Regions from separate parts of the Homo sapiens genome. Here region 1 is linked to region 2. Evidence: chromatin contacts called from ENCODE Hi-C or POLR2A ChIA-PET data. All regions are on one chromosome and are shown on one strand. Each heading gives the region's core, a stretch centred on a gene start or an enhancer-like site at or near the end of the contact. The rest is flanking DNA. Distances are from core to core; before and after follow the strand shown.

What was found. A loop is a pair of places that touch in the nucleus more often than their neighbours do. ChIA-PET counts read pairs that join two places held with the same protein, here RNA polymerase II (POLR2A). Pooled maps may share reads with other maps.
Region 1: a loop to region 2 is called in a pooled map, with 2.4 times the contacts of the local background. The contact joins two enhancer-like sites. A Hi-C loop is called at or near these places in 1 of 168 maps with a recorded cell type or tissue (Caco-2), 1 of 37 single-sample maps with no recorded cell type and 2 of 50 pooled maps. POLR2A ChIA-PET finds 5 or more read pairs at or near these places in 1 of 52 experiments (activated B cell).

Annotation. Positions count from the first base shown.
Region 1 is chr11:119,805,412-119,812,190 of GRCh38, forward strand. No RefSeq gene overlaps it. Among named protein-coding and RNA genes, the nearest start is that of NECTIN1-DT, 79 kb to the left of the region's middle. RefSeq lists an enhancer at 4,718-5,218. Within about 2 kb of position 1,297, at least 4 of the 41 ENCODE cell types and tissues checked have a DNase peak (open chromatin) inside an H3K27ac peak, as active enhancers do.
Region 2 is chr11:119,663,752-119,671,053 of GRCh38, forward strand. NECTIN1 (nectin cell adhesion molecule 1) reads right to left here. Exons shown (of 6, transcript NM_002855.5): 6 at 1-1,546. The coding sequence ends at 996. Among named protein-coding and RNA genes, the nearest start is that of NECTIN1-AS1, 43 kb to the right of the region's middle. RefSeq lists enhancers at 845-1,383, 1,384-1,920. Within about 2 kb of position 2,825, at least 2 of the 41 ENCODE cell types and tissues checked have a DNase peak (open chromatin) inside an H3K27ac peak, as active enhancers do.

The DNA.
Region 1 (6,779 bases), core at 47-2,546, 140 kb after region 2:
CAACCTTACCTGACTCGGCCCTTCCCCCATCAACTGTCCCTGGCAGCCTGTCCTCCTCTGCTTTGAATGGTTCTGAGCTCTTCTTCCAGGCCACATTTCTGTCTATGCCTCTGTCTAAAATCAAAGTCAACCTTCTAACTAACCAACGCTAATGACTAATCTCTGCTGAAGAGCTCGCAGGCGAAGGCCTTCTTAGGTATCGATTGTCTTTTAACAGTGACCTTCTGGAGATAGTGCCTACATTTGTTTTAAAGGCCTGGGGGAAGCCAGCTGGGGAGATACTTCTGGACAAGAGGACTTTTGGGGTTTCTTCCCCCTACACTGTGAACCCCAATGCCTGCTGCCGTCACTGAGCCTCGGTGCCGTGAGGAGAGGGGTAGGGTGGTGGGTAGGATAGTGAGAGGGGCCCAGGCCTCGGGGCCCACTGCCTGGCTTCTCAGCCTGGCTCACTCTGATCTTCAGCAAGTGCTATGCCTTAATTCTCTACTTGGAAATGGGCCTGATTATAGCACCGCATCCACCTTCTAGGGTGGGCTTGAGGATCAATGATGTCATTCATGCGAAGTGCAGAGAACAACGCTCAGCAGATTTCGTGCCCAGCTGTGTTGGCTGTGATTGGTGGGGTGGGAGCAGAGGCAGGTGATTGACTCTCAGCATCCCCCCATTTCACAGATGGAGGAAAGGAGGCTCAGAGCAGGTCTGTAAACATTCCCTGGGGCCAACCCTCCAATCGCCACCGGGTCCCACCTCTCTGAGCCATCTCTAAAGGTGCCACAGGGCTGCCTGAGTCCAGCCTGTTCCAATGTCGGACTCACACCCAGGCTTCCCTGCAGAAAGCATCCGCTGTCTCCCCAGGTGTGCCCACTCTTCCTAGGCAGATGACACCCTCCCCAGTTCCCTCTCCTGTCTCTTCTCTAAGCCCTCTTCTTCTGGAACTTTGTTGCTGAGACGCTGCATCCCTCCATCTGTTCCGTTCCTCCTCATTTTGGCTAGAGGGCCTGACCTAGTTTAGGGGTGGCTGGTTAGGGAAGGCTGTGTGTGTGTGTGCACACTCATGCTTATGTGAAAGTGGCAGTGCACAGACAGGAGCAGGAGTGTGTGTAGATGTGTGTGTGTGTGTAAGTGTGTGTGCACATGGATGCCTTTCTGGGAGTGTGTATAACAGGGAACACATAGTGGGCTGTAAACAGTACCAGACCTGGAGGCAGAGCTGGGGCATCTTTGCCAGGCTCTGCTGATTACTAGCCATGTGCCTTTAAACTAGCACAGAATCTGGCAGGACTAGGCGCTCAGTGAGTGCCTCCTGCAGAGCCAAATGTGCTCCCAGTGTGGGCTCATGAGTGCAGTGTCCTGGGCAGGCCAGGGCGGGGCTCTTTTCTCCTCCCAGGGCAAAGTGTCCTTGTCAGCCTGGCTGTCTGCATGGGCTGCTCTCTGTGACAGTGGGAGTGGGCACCTGAAGCTTTCCTGACCAGTGCCCAGTGTGTGGACTTGTCCTGGACATGGAAGTGCCCTTCTGCCTGCCTCTGGTACCCTCTGTGGGAGCCACGGTGGAAATGGCTCAGGCCTCGGGCTCTTACGGGGCTGGAGACTTCCAAAGCCCCACACTGAGCAGCTGGGGGAGCCTGAAGTTGCCTAACTTCTCTGGGCCTTACCCTCCTCTCTAGCAAAAGGAGGCTCATGCTCTCTGTCATGATGGTCTCTTGAGGTTTTTAAGAGGATGCAATATAAAGAAAAAGGCCTTAATAAGTGGGGACTGTTCATTCATGTGATCTGTCATAGACCTGATGTGCTGCTTCCATGAGATGATGCATGTCAGCTCCTTGCACAGCGCATGACATGCAGCAGGAGCACCACAAAAGCAACAGCTTCTAGTAACTACATGGCCAGCTCTCCTCCTGGGGAGGGGGGCGCCACCCACCATGCGGCTGAACTTGGCTGACTGCTCTGTAGCCCATTAGCCATGCCCAGGAGCTATCTGGGGTGTTTTGTCTTCTAGGGTCCCTTCGTCCCAAGCAAATCGGACCCTGATTAACTTCCCATCAGGAGTGAGGTCAGCCTGTCTTTGGGACAAACTTGTCCCCAGTACTGTCTGGGGCATTGGTGGGGCTGGGCACCTGGGCTGGGGGAGGAACCATGTGGCATTTGGCTTTGGGGGATTAAAGTCAGCCTTTGGCCTTCACCTGCCACCTGGTGTGACAGAGGAAACTGGGTTTTGGAGGCCAAGGGGCTTGGTGGGAAGCACGTGCTGCTGTTGGCTCCTGGCTGGGGGTGCTGGTCTGGAAGGGAAGAGCAGCTTGGCCTCAGGAAGCCTTGTCTTTTTTCCATCCTAGAGTGGGGAGCTGGAGCCCGAGGTTGCGGGAGTCTGTGAGTCAGGAGACCTGAACTCCATCACTGACACACACCGGTGTCCACAGGCAAGGATGAGGTTAACTGGGCACCAGTTTCCCCACCTGTGGAAGGGGGTGAGCCCCAGCATTCTTGTTAGGCTCCTCAAGGGCTGAGAAGATATCAGGCACAGCAGACTCCTCTCCAAATGGCAGGTGCAACGGCCCTGGTCATCCTCTGGGCAGTGTTCCAGTCTCTTGCCTTGACATCCATATCCCCTGTGGTGCCTTCCACCCTCCTTCCCTTGTCCCATCCTGATGAGGGTCCTGGGCCACCAGCCTGTGGCAGGGAGTGGCAATAGGTGCAGACCCTCTCGGCACTCCCTGTGGCCACTGCCAGCCCTCCCCAGATAACCCATTTCTGCTCCATTAGGCCATCCTGTGACATGTGTGCGAGGGTTCCTGGTGGGAGCAGGAGCCCTTACCACAGAAAACATGCACAAAAGGAAACACTCAGTTTCCGCCTAGCCCAGGTAATGGCCGTTATGTTCTGTATTATCAGCCATCAGAGCACGGGGCTGGGATGGAGCAAGAGCCCGTTCCTCTCACGGCCTGTGGATAAACAACCCGGCTTGTGGCAAATAAAATGGGAAAGTTGAAATATTGAAATACAGTTGCCATTTCGTTCAAGTTGGATATTAATAGCTGCAGGGACAGGCTCATAAAGAAGGGGCGGGGGAGGAGAAGGAAGAAAGGGAACTGTGAACACTGTTAACATCCAATTTCCTCAGAGGATTGGAACCCTTTGAGGCTCTGGTCTCAGGAGCCGGCAGGCGGGGCGAGGCGTTGCTGTCAGAAGGTGCTGACATGGCAGCTTCCTTTTCCAGGAGGCAGCTCCTACTCATGGAGTGAGTGGAGTGAGGATGCTGCTGGGACAGGGAGGCCTGGGCATCATGGGGGCACCTAAACCCTCCCTGGCACCTCACAGTGCCTGGACATGTGTCCCTGGCACCAGCCACTGCTCCATGACATGCTGATGGCACATTGCTCCCTGACCATCCCACAGATACTCCTGGCCACAGGCATGACCACACTTGTGTAGAACGATGTCACCTGCCCATGTCCTCTTTAGCAGGCTGGTGTGCTCCTCCGCAGCTTCCCCTTGTGCAGAGACCTGTGCTAGCCTGGGAGGTTACCTCCAAACCCTCCTCACCGCAGCCATCACCCAACGACTGGCCAACTCGAGGCTACAAAGGGCTGAGCCCCTTGCTGGAGAGGGGATAACTTTCTCAGCTGATTAATGCCCCAGAGTGACACAGGCATCAGGCTAAGGGCTGACTGCCCTGAGCCTCCATATGCTGCTTCCCTCACTCCTTTATAGGTTTTGCTGAAGAGAGCTCCTTCAAGAAGCCACACGCCCCCAAATCTCTGCCTCAAGTGCTGCTTCTGAGGAGCCCAGCCCTGAGAGCAGCTGGGTGGCCTGGGGCAAGCCACTCCACCCTCTGAGCCTCAGTGCCTTCATCTGTGAAACGGGAAATAACACCAGATCATGGGATTGCTGAGACCATCCAAGGAGACGTTGTCAGCAAACTTCTTTGCCCTCTGTTAGGGACTTGGATGAGTGTCCCCTCGCTGCTGCAACAAACTACCACAAACTTAGTGGCTTAAACAATGCACATTTATGATCTTCTAGTTCTGGGAGTCAGAAGTCCAAATGGGCCTCGCTGGGCTCAAACAAACGTGTTGGCGGGGCTGCATTCCTTCCGGAGGCTCTGAAGGGGAGTCTGTTTCTTGCCTTTGCCAGCTTCCAGAGTCTGCGTTCCTTGGCCCTGTGGCCTCTTCCTCCCTCTTCAAAGCCTGTGAAGTCCGCCCCAGGCTGCATCACTTTGATTCTGACCCCCTACCCTTTCCTTCACTTATTAGGGCCCTTGTGACTACCCTGGGTCCACCTGGCTAATCCAGGATAATCTCCTCATCTCAAGATCCTTAACTTAATCATATCTGCAAAGTCGATTTTGCTGTGGAAAGTCACATATTCCCAGGCTCTGGGGAACAGGAGGTGGATGCTTTGGGAGGGACTTTCTTCTGCCTACCACAGAATGCAGTAAGCCCAGGTCAATGTCTATTTATTTCCTCTCCTCAGGCATGCTATCGCACCCCTTTGAGACTATTTCTACCTCTTTAAAGACCATTGTGAGGATTGCTGTGTATAATGGGTGTGAGGGGATTTGCAAATGGGGCTATGGAAGGAGAGAGTCTTCCAGCTTCTCAATCCCCCCATAGGGCTTCCTCTACTGATTCTGCACCCAGCTGTGCCCTCCTCTCTCCTGAAGCTCTTCTCCTTGCTGTCCTGTGACCAACGTTTCCTGGAAATGCCTTTGTAGGAGAAGCAGCTTGATCTGCTCTTGGCAATGGGGTCAAGAAGTCAGGGCTTCCAGGCCTGATTGTGGAGAGGACTGAGGGGTCCAAGCCCATTTCTCACCCACCGCTTGCCCAGATCTTGTCCGCCTGGTGCTACATTTTAGGAAGGGATGGGCATCAGAATGGAGAGGAAGGAATTGCTGCAGAATAACTGGGTTCTGTGGGATAAGGAAGCACTCGGGACTGAGTTGCTGGTCTTGGCAGGATCAGAAATTTGGCCTGTGGCAGCCAGACTTCTGGTATCTTCTTTGTTTAATCTCTATAAAGTTCCATATAAATGTGCAGCCTGTGTTCATTGTGCTGATGGGAAGAAAAGGAAGGGGACTGGGTTTGGGAACACGTGGGGCCAGAGAGACGGGTGGCAAGGGAAGGGTCCAGGGGAGTGGGACAGCAGAATTACAAGTGGGGTGAGCTGGGCAGGGTGTCCCCTCTTCCAGACAGTCGTGCCCTGTCTGGGTGAGCCTCCCCTACTTGTGTCAGCCTATCGTGGTGATCTGGGCAGGCCTCTGCACGCCCTGTTGGATGGGGAGTCCCCGGAGAACAACGGCGCTGTCCTATTCCTCCTGCGTCTCAGCACCCAGCATGGGCCAGGCACAGCGGGGTGCTCAGTATCCACTATGAGGAGCACTGAACCCATGAGGAAGTGAGGGGCTGTCCATGCCTTCACCGTACCTGCTGCCCTGGTGGGTCCGTCATGGCCAAGTCTCTGTAACTCCCTGGGGACAGAGCTCAGCCTACTCTAGGGCCAGTCATATACTTTTTCTAAAAAGCTTCTTGGAACTTTCCATTTGTCTTGAAAAGCACAGCGCGAGTACTGGCCAGGGAGATGGGATATTTAAAGTCAAGACTGTACTCTCAGAATCCTCTGACAGACCTTGTGTGAGTCACTTCCTCTTTCTGGACTTTATTTTCATCATCAATTAAATGACACTTTGGTCTGAATCAGTGGTTCTCAAATTGTAGCTAGCTTCAGAATCACCTGGAGGGCTTGTTAACCCAAAGACTACTGGGGCCCACCCAGAGTGTCTGACTCAATAGGTCAAGGATGTGCATTTCTATTAAGGCTCCCAGTGATGCTGATGCTGCTTGTCCAGGACCACACTGAGGATCATTGGTTTTAAGTGCATCAGGTGTACCTGAGAAGTTTGCTGAGAAAACCTTGATTCCCAGGCTCCACCCCTAATGACTTGGACTCCATTCTTTTGTGGGTAAATCTGCATCTTCTTAACGAACTCCCTGGGTAATTCTGACGTGAAACACCATTTGGGAACACCAGGCTGCATGCTCTCCAAAGTTACTCCTGTTTTTTCTTTTGGTTGTTTTTGTAAAACAGTTTTATTGAGGCATAATTGACATAGTGCACATGGCACATACTCAGTGTGTTCAATTGGATAGGTTTTGACTTATGGATACTGTTGTGAAGTGTCAGCACAACTAAGATACTGAACACATCCATCACTCCCCAAAAGTTTCTTCATGCCCCTTGGCTATCTTTCCTGTCTGCTCCTCCCCTCTCTAAAGTTTTTAACCACATGTGGTTCTAAATTGGGCTGATGATTTCCATTCTGAAGGTAGGAGTGAGGGTATGAATGGGGAGGCTTCCCTTCTCAGGCCCTGTGCACAGCTTGGAAGCCTCTCCATAGGGAGAGGGTGGTGGTGGGTTTGGGGAAGGAGGCCTGGAGAAGATGCTTGATTGGCAAGGCTGGGAGTTTGGTCCAGTGATCAAGCTGTGGAGGACAATGAAGGCGAGAATTACCTTATATTGAGAAAGGGGCCACTGTCCCCAGGTGAAGGTGAGGAAAGGGAGGGAGTGGTGCTGAGCTTCAATGGGAGCAGAGAAAAGGGGCCCAGGAAGGGGAGGAGGCACAGTGAGGAGAGGGAGGTGGTGACAGGGTCCAGGCAAGAACAGGCCCAGTAGACTAGAAAGTAAAATTATCCTGGCAAGGGTGGGGACTCTCAGCTTTGCTTCCTTCCATTCAGGCAAATTAAAAAACATATATGAAGTACCTACAAGGTGCCAGGCACTGGGCTAAG
Region 2 (7,302 bases), core at 1,575-4,074:
TTGGGGCAGGCCTGAGATCCTAGGGTGGAGGCACCGGGGACCCAGTCTCAGCTGTCTCTGGAAGCTTCTATAGGCAGACCCCATTCTCAGCTTAAAGGGGGAATGAGGTGGAAATAGACGGGTGGGCCTTGGGCAGTGTCTGGATGGGGCAGGGCATGGGACTCCAGGGGAAAGCAGGCAGAGAGGAGCAGTGTGTGCATGTGTGTGTGTGTGCACGTGTCAGCAGAGGCAGAGAGCAAGTGTGGGCTGGAGCCCACCTGGAGCCCCTAATGGAGGGGGCACATTGGGGATAAAGAGGGGACGCGTCAGAGCTAGGCCAACTCCACTCTCTGTGGGCCAATGAGGAAAAAAAATGTAAAACCACCCTCAGCAGGAAAACACTGCCCAAGGCCCCGCTTAACAAACAAGACTCCCTGGGAACTGGGGAGAAGCCGCACCCCTCCCCCTACCTCTTGGGCGCACCAGCTGTCTAGACCCAAGGTCCAAACTCCCAGCTGCATCAGATTTCACTGGTGGGTGTTGGGTTCCCTCTAGCCGGGAGGAGGAGCAGCATCTGGGGGTGTGGGGAGCTTTTCCCTCTTAGAGCCCCTTGAGCCCTCCACCCCCAGTGAAGAAACACAAACAAATTCCAGTGTAGGGGGGCGGGGGAGGCTGGCTCCCCAAACCCTGGAGGGATGCCCAGGTACACAAGACGAGAACAGGGCTCCCTACACAGAGGGCAGGCAGGTGGGGCCCGTAAAGGGAAGATACAGTAACACTAAAGCCACAGTCGAACACAACACCATGGGGAAGGGCGGAGGAGAGGGAGGAAATAAAACACAAAGCCAAGTCGTGGCTGCCCTGGGCTCCCCTGGCCCCCCAGGAGTTCGGGGCTGGCTTTGGGCAGCTGGGCAAGTCTCTGTTCAGCTCCTGGAGTGGGAGGTGGGGGGTGGGCAGGGGGCGTGCGGGGAGGGGCTGGGGAGGAGCGGTCACAGACAGAGGCTCTGGAAGGGGGGCTACACGTACCACTCCTTCTTGGAAATGAAAGACCCGTCGTTCTGAGAAACCATGTTCTCAGCCAAGTCCAGCTGCTCAGGGTCGTACTGGTAGCCCAGAGTCCGGTCCCCGTAGCCGTCCTGACGGGCCTCGGCCTCATCCACGGTGAAGTAGGGCCGCTTGGCGTCCTCGTCATATTTGGGGTGGGGGCCGCCCACCTTGCGCTCGCCCCCTCCACCGCCCTCCTCCTCCTCCTCCTCCTCCTCATAGCTGCTTCCACCCAGTGGGCCGGCCTTCTTCTCGTCGTCTGAGTCGTCGGGGTACTGCAGGTTCTGTGCCATTGGTGGGTGGTGCTGGGGGATGCCTGCCTTGCTGTAGCCGTTGCCATACACGTGCTTCTTGGTGCTGTAGTCACCCTTGAAGGTGTGCCGGCGCCGACGCAGGGCGACCACGATCCCGCCGACCACAATCAACACCAGCAGGATGCTCCCCGCCACGCCCCCAATGATGGCCGTGGGCACCGGCCCGGCGCGCCGCCCATGTTCGGGAGGAGACGGGGTGTAGGGGAATTCTGGGTGAGGAAAAGAGATGGAGGGGACAGCATCAGCGTGTGCTCCTGGGGTGTAGAGGGGGTGGGAGGGAGGCAGGGAAAGGAGAGGCCAGGAAGGACAGGCTGTCTGCACCCCAGGTTTGAGCAGCTCCAGTTCGAGGCCCCGCAGCACTCCACCCATCCTGGAGCCCTAACATGCCGCAGCGTTGGTAGCTGGAGTGAGAGACAGGCAAGAGGAGAGGCAGAGGGCAGTACCCACAGCACCAGGGTCTTCCATCCCCACTGTCCTTGGTGTGGTGCTGGCCCAGCTCAATCCCTATTCATGGTGCAGTGAGACACGTGTGCCAGTTCCAGCTGCAGCACACTGCCCACTCCATGCCATTCACAGCCACAACCCTGAGGAGGTATGCCATTCATTCTCATTGGATATCTGAGGAGCTGAGGCTTGCAGAGGTTAAAGAACTTGCCTGAGGCCACCCAGCAATGATGCATCGTTGCTTCTCCTGCACATAGAACGTGTGCAAATGTCACTGATACCCCTCTGCCAGACACCTGGCAGTCACTCTGCCCCAACACTATCAACTTGGCTTCCAAGACCCAGAACCAGGAGCCACCTAGGTGTTCTGCACCTGATTTTGTCTGCCTGCAGGGCACAGGGAAAACAGGTTCCCAGGCACTGGCTCAGGAGATGCCCCGTGAGTGCCAATCAGCTGCCAAGGTGCCAGAAACTAGGGCTGTGGTTCTTGGCTGTGGTCTGGGCCTGCAGGGCAAGGTGGGGGCCTGGCAGTGCTGCCAGCCTGGGTTATAAGTGTAAGACACCAGCATGGCAGGGCACAAGCACAGGGCAAGGACGGCAGAAATGGGGGTGAAAGCATGTGCGTGTGTGCGTGCGTGGCAATGTCGAGTACACACAAGTGGGCACATGCACAGGCATACACGCTTGCCGTCATAGCAAGCCTGCCACCCAGAGAGCACATGCTGGGAGGGCCTGCATGCCTGTGCCGACATGATGAACATGAGTGTGCAAATCTGTATGCCCCGTGGACACAGCCAAAATGAGGAGGCAGGAAAGGTGAAAAGAAGAGAAAGGAAGCAGGTGGGACAGGAGAGAAGGCTGGGTGGGTGGCTTTCTGTGCCAGTGGGGCCGGGCCACAGTACTGTTCTTTGGCCAACACTGCCCCTTCCCTTGCCTTACAGGGCCTGGGAAGGTGGCTGAAACCAGGGCCATGCCACGGGCCAAAGAGGCCCTAAGGTGAGGCTAAGGGAAATGGTTCCTGGCACCACCACAGGGTGGCACCAGAGACCACAGCTGGCCTCGGTCAGAGCCACTAGGCTGCGGGTCTAGGGCAAGCCCAGAAGGCTGACCTCAGCCGCTCAGGCCCTCCTTGCTCCAGGCCCACGTAAAGGGCCAGTTTGCCCGTATACTGTTTGCCTGTATACTGCTGCCAGCTCACTCTCTGATTCAGTATCTCTCACTCCATGGGAATCATGCTCCTCCCTGAGCCCACTCCCTCCTCCTGGGGCGTGTGTGGGGTGCTATCCCACTCGGCAGGCTGCAGCAGGGTGGAGATTCTAGGAAAGAGGAAAGGCCTTCCAGGAATTTGGGCGGGAAGGGCTGACGAAAACACAGGGCCCAAGGAAGGGGAGGCCACTCACTCATCCAAGGTCACGCGGCTGAGCCAGGACCCCCCAGGGGCTCCTATACACGTGGGCACTGGCAGAGGAGCACTGCCATGGAGGACCCCGCTCCCCACCTGCCACCACCATCCTCGGTGCAGGTCAGCCAGCAGCTGCCCAGTACATATCCATGGGATCTTTGTCCTGACCGCCTGTCTCCGCAGCAGCCTCCCTGGAACCTCAAGCATCTCCCGGCTCACCAGGTCCCATCTGTTTACCGCCCTCAAAAGGGCCCCGCAACTGCTCCCCACGAGATGGGAGCAGCCTCCACCAGGGGTTCCCCAGAGGCAGCTGGGAAGAACCTAGCCTCCTCTGTACTCAGCCTGCCTGCCCCCCTCCTCGGTTCTCACCCAGATCTGAATGATCTCTCCTGTCTACACCTGCCTTCCTCTCTTCATCCATCCCTCCCATCAGCAAACATACTGAGCATCTATCCTGCTAGTCACGGGATATGAGAAACTCACAGCCTCCCCAGGGAAGCAAAGGACACTCAGAGACAGCACATGCAGATGTTAAGGGAACAGGCAGGGAAGTGCAGGGTGCAGGGGAACGGGGTGGTGTGTCTTGGCATTAGAGAAGGCTTCTTGGAGGAGGCCGGACTTGGAGAGGCCAGGAGGATAAGGAAGCATCCAGATGGAGGGAGCTGCCATTTTTCTGAAACATGTCCCTTGCCTTCCCATACAAGATTCCGTGGTTCTCGGCTTTCCTCTCTGAGTGCTATCTCCAGCTGTGTTGCTCCTTTTCTCTGTTCCAGCTGTCTCGCTGGACGCTTTGTCCTGGGACCCTCAGCCTTGACCCTCTGCTTTCTTTCCTAGTGACAGACTAGTATCAACTTCTGGAGTCACCCTTATCCTGCTGGCTGTCCAAATTATTTAGGGTACATAGTTCTCGCCCAACTCTGGGACTGTATCTCCACAGCATCTCCCAAACTGTGGCCCATGGAATCTCAAACCATTGGCTCAAAGGGTCAGCAAAAATAGGGGGGTCGAGATGTTGGCTTAGACAAAAGCATCAGAGCCTGTTACCTTCTCGTGCACACTGTGAACTACTAGAGGGACACGTCAAATGCCATGTTTCCCAACATACTGGAACATGAACCCCATACCTCCTGCCTCCAAGACAGTCTCACATAACTGATATCTAGGTGGACACATTAGAAAAACTGACCTCTAGCACACCCTCATTTGGAATTCTCACCACCACTTCAAAACCCATCTGTACCAACCTGGTTTGCCATCTTCCTTCTAAACCCTCTCCATTCGATACAACTTCCTGTCGCCACTGTCACCACCATGGAACTTATGCCAGGTTTTACTGCTGTGGTCGATTCCTAAATCTCCCACTTTCCTTTTGCCTCTGCCTGCCTTGAATCACCCCACCCGCAGTCACCAGGTTAATCTTCACTCTGTAGACACAACCACTCGCTTTCTCAAAGACCAGCAATGGCTCCCCAACTGCCTGTTGGGCTGTGCAGTCTGGCCTTCAAAGCTTCCATCATGCAACCGTATCTTGGGTTTGGTCAACTCACCTTCCTTGCTGTCCTTGTTATCCAAGTTGATTCCTTACTGCAAGCCTTTACACATGCAGTTTGCCCCGCCAGGAGTGCCTTTCCTCATCCTCCCTCCCCACCGATTGCACTTCTCCAGCCCCTTCTTCAGGAGCCTTCTCTTCTCCAGTTTACCGTGATCTTTTTCTCTTTCGAATTTTTATGTACTAATGGTCTGCACCTCTCATTCTGGTTGTGACAATTGCTAAGGTCATTCCATTAATCACATACTGACATAGCATGGTAAAGCCTGTATAAATTGCAAATAAATGCAAATTAGAAGTTACCATGGCTGGCTCTGGTCCTTCTGCCAGTTTTCAAATGGCTAAAGTTCTTCTCTTCTGCAGGAATGAGGACAGGGTTTGAGGAAGTGGCAGCCTCATGATCATTTGGGATTGACTCATTTCAGTGTGTTGCAGTAGTCTATAAGCTCACTATTGTTACATTTGTGCTTTCTTCAACAGCAGAGACCCAATAAAAAATAAAGCTCTCCTACATCTTCCTCAACTAGGTTGAATTTTCTGGACCTCTCAAGCCACATCATTGCAGTATGGTAGAGTGTACGGTCTTATCTGTTTCACAGGAATGACTGGTGTCCCAACTAGTTTGTAAGTTATAATTGAAAATGCAGGCTGGGCACAGTGGCTCATGCCTGTAATCCCAGCACTTTGGGAGGCCGAGGCGGACGGATCACCTAAGGTCAGGAGTTCAAGACCAGCCTGACCAACATGGTGAAACCTCGTCTCTACTAAAAATACAAAAATTAGCCAGGTGTAGTGATGGGTGCCTGTAATCCCAGCTACTTGGGAGGCTGAGGCAGGAGAATTGCTTGAGCTGGGAGGTGGAGGTTGCAGTGAGCCAAGTTTGTGCCATTGCACTCCAGCCTGGGCAACAGTGCAAGACTCCGTCTCAAAAAAAAAAAAAAAATGCACCTTGAACCTGATCTCTTCTCACCGTCTCCATCACTACCACCCTGATCCAAGATACTCTCATCTTTCATCTGGATTATTGATTGCAATAGCTGCCTAACTGCTCCCCTGATTCCATCCTTTCCCTCTGTGGACTGTTTTCCACACAGCAGCCAGACAAATCCTGTTGAAGTGTAACATATCTGCTCAGAGCCCTCCAATGACTCTCCCTAGAGCCTTAACGTGCTCTGCTTGCCCTACGCCCCGCCCCACCTCTGAAGTCATCTGTTCCCGCTTTCCTGCAGGCTTGCCCCACTCCTGGCACACACTGCACGGGCTGCCCTGCCCCCTGAAAGCCACTTCCCCAGGGCCCCCAGGTTCACTCCTTTACTCTCTTTGGGACACAGCTCAAATAGCCCCTTCTCATCAAGACCTTCCCCAACTACCCTATTTAAAACTGCAGCTCATAAGCCCACTCCACCTGTGTGGTCCCTAGCACTTGGGATCCCCTTACTCTCTTTTTTTCCTCCTCAATATCACCTTCAAAATTACTACTTTTTTTTTTTTTTTGAGACGGAGTCTTGCTCTGTCGCCCAGGCTGGAGTGCAGTGGCTCAATCTTGGCTCATGCAACCTCCGCCTCCCGGGTTCAAGCGATTCTCCTGCCTCAGCCTCTTGAGTAGCTGGGATTACAGGCATGTGCCACCACACCCGGCTAATTTTTGTAATTTCAGTAGAGATGGGGATTTCACCATGTTGGCCAGGCTGATCTCACACTCCTGACCTCAGATGATCCACCCACCTCAGCCTCCCAAAGTGCTGGGATTACAGGTGTGAGCCACCACGCCCAGCCTACATATTTTTTAAAAATGTATTTTATCTATTGTCTTTCCTCCTATGCGAAAACGTAAGCTCCACAAGGATAGGGACTTTTTGTCTGTTTTGCTCATGGATTTATACCAAGCACCTAGACCGCTTGTCATGTGGTCAATGTTCAAGAAGTATCTGTTGGACGACAGAATGAATTCTACAATGGCAAGATTATGTCTTAGAGATAAGCCTTGTTCTAGGCAGAGCAAGTATTGTAAGGAGAGACTCGAATAAACCTGCATGGGGCCCACTGGGACCTTGTTTCTCTGGAGTGGGTGACAGGAGGAGTGGTGTGGTGGCTTGGGACCAGATGACACTAGGCTTTTTTTCTCCTCCAGGCCTTCTATTTAATTCTTTTTCCTAAGTCCTTTTTTTTTTTTTTTTTTTTGAGACAGAGTCTCGCTCCATCGCCTGGGCTGGAGTGCAGTGGCACGATCTCGGCTCACTGCAACCTCCGCCTCCCAGGCTCAAGCAATTCTTGTGCCTCAGCCTCCTGAGTAGTTGGGACTACAGGCACGCACTGCCACACCCGGCTAATATTTTGTAGAGACGGGGTTTCACAACGTTGGCCAGGCTGGTCTCGAACTCCTGATCTCAAGTGGTCTGCCCACCTCGGCCTCCCAAAGTGCTGGGATTACAGGTGTGAGCCACCACGCCTAGCCAACTTTTTTCCTTAAGTCTTAAGGAGGTTTACTCTTTCCTGGGGATCTTTTGGGACCAAAGAACCCCGGTTATTTTGTTTAGGGCTGGGCCTGTGTAGCAGCAGCAGAATGGCTG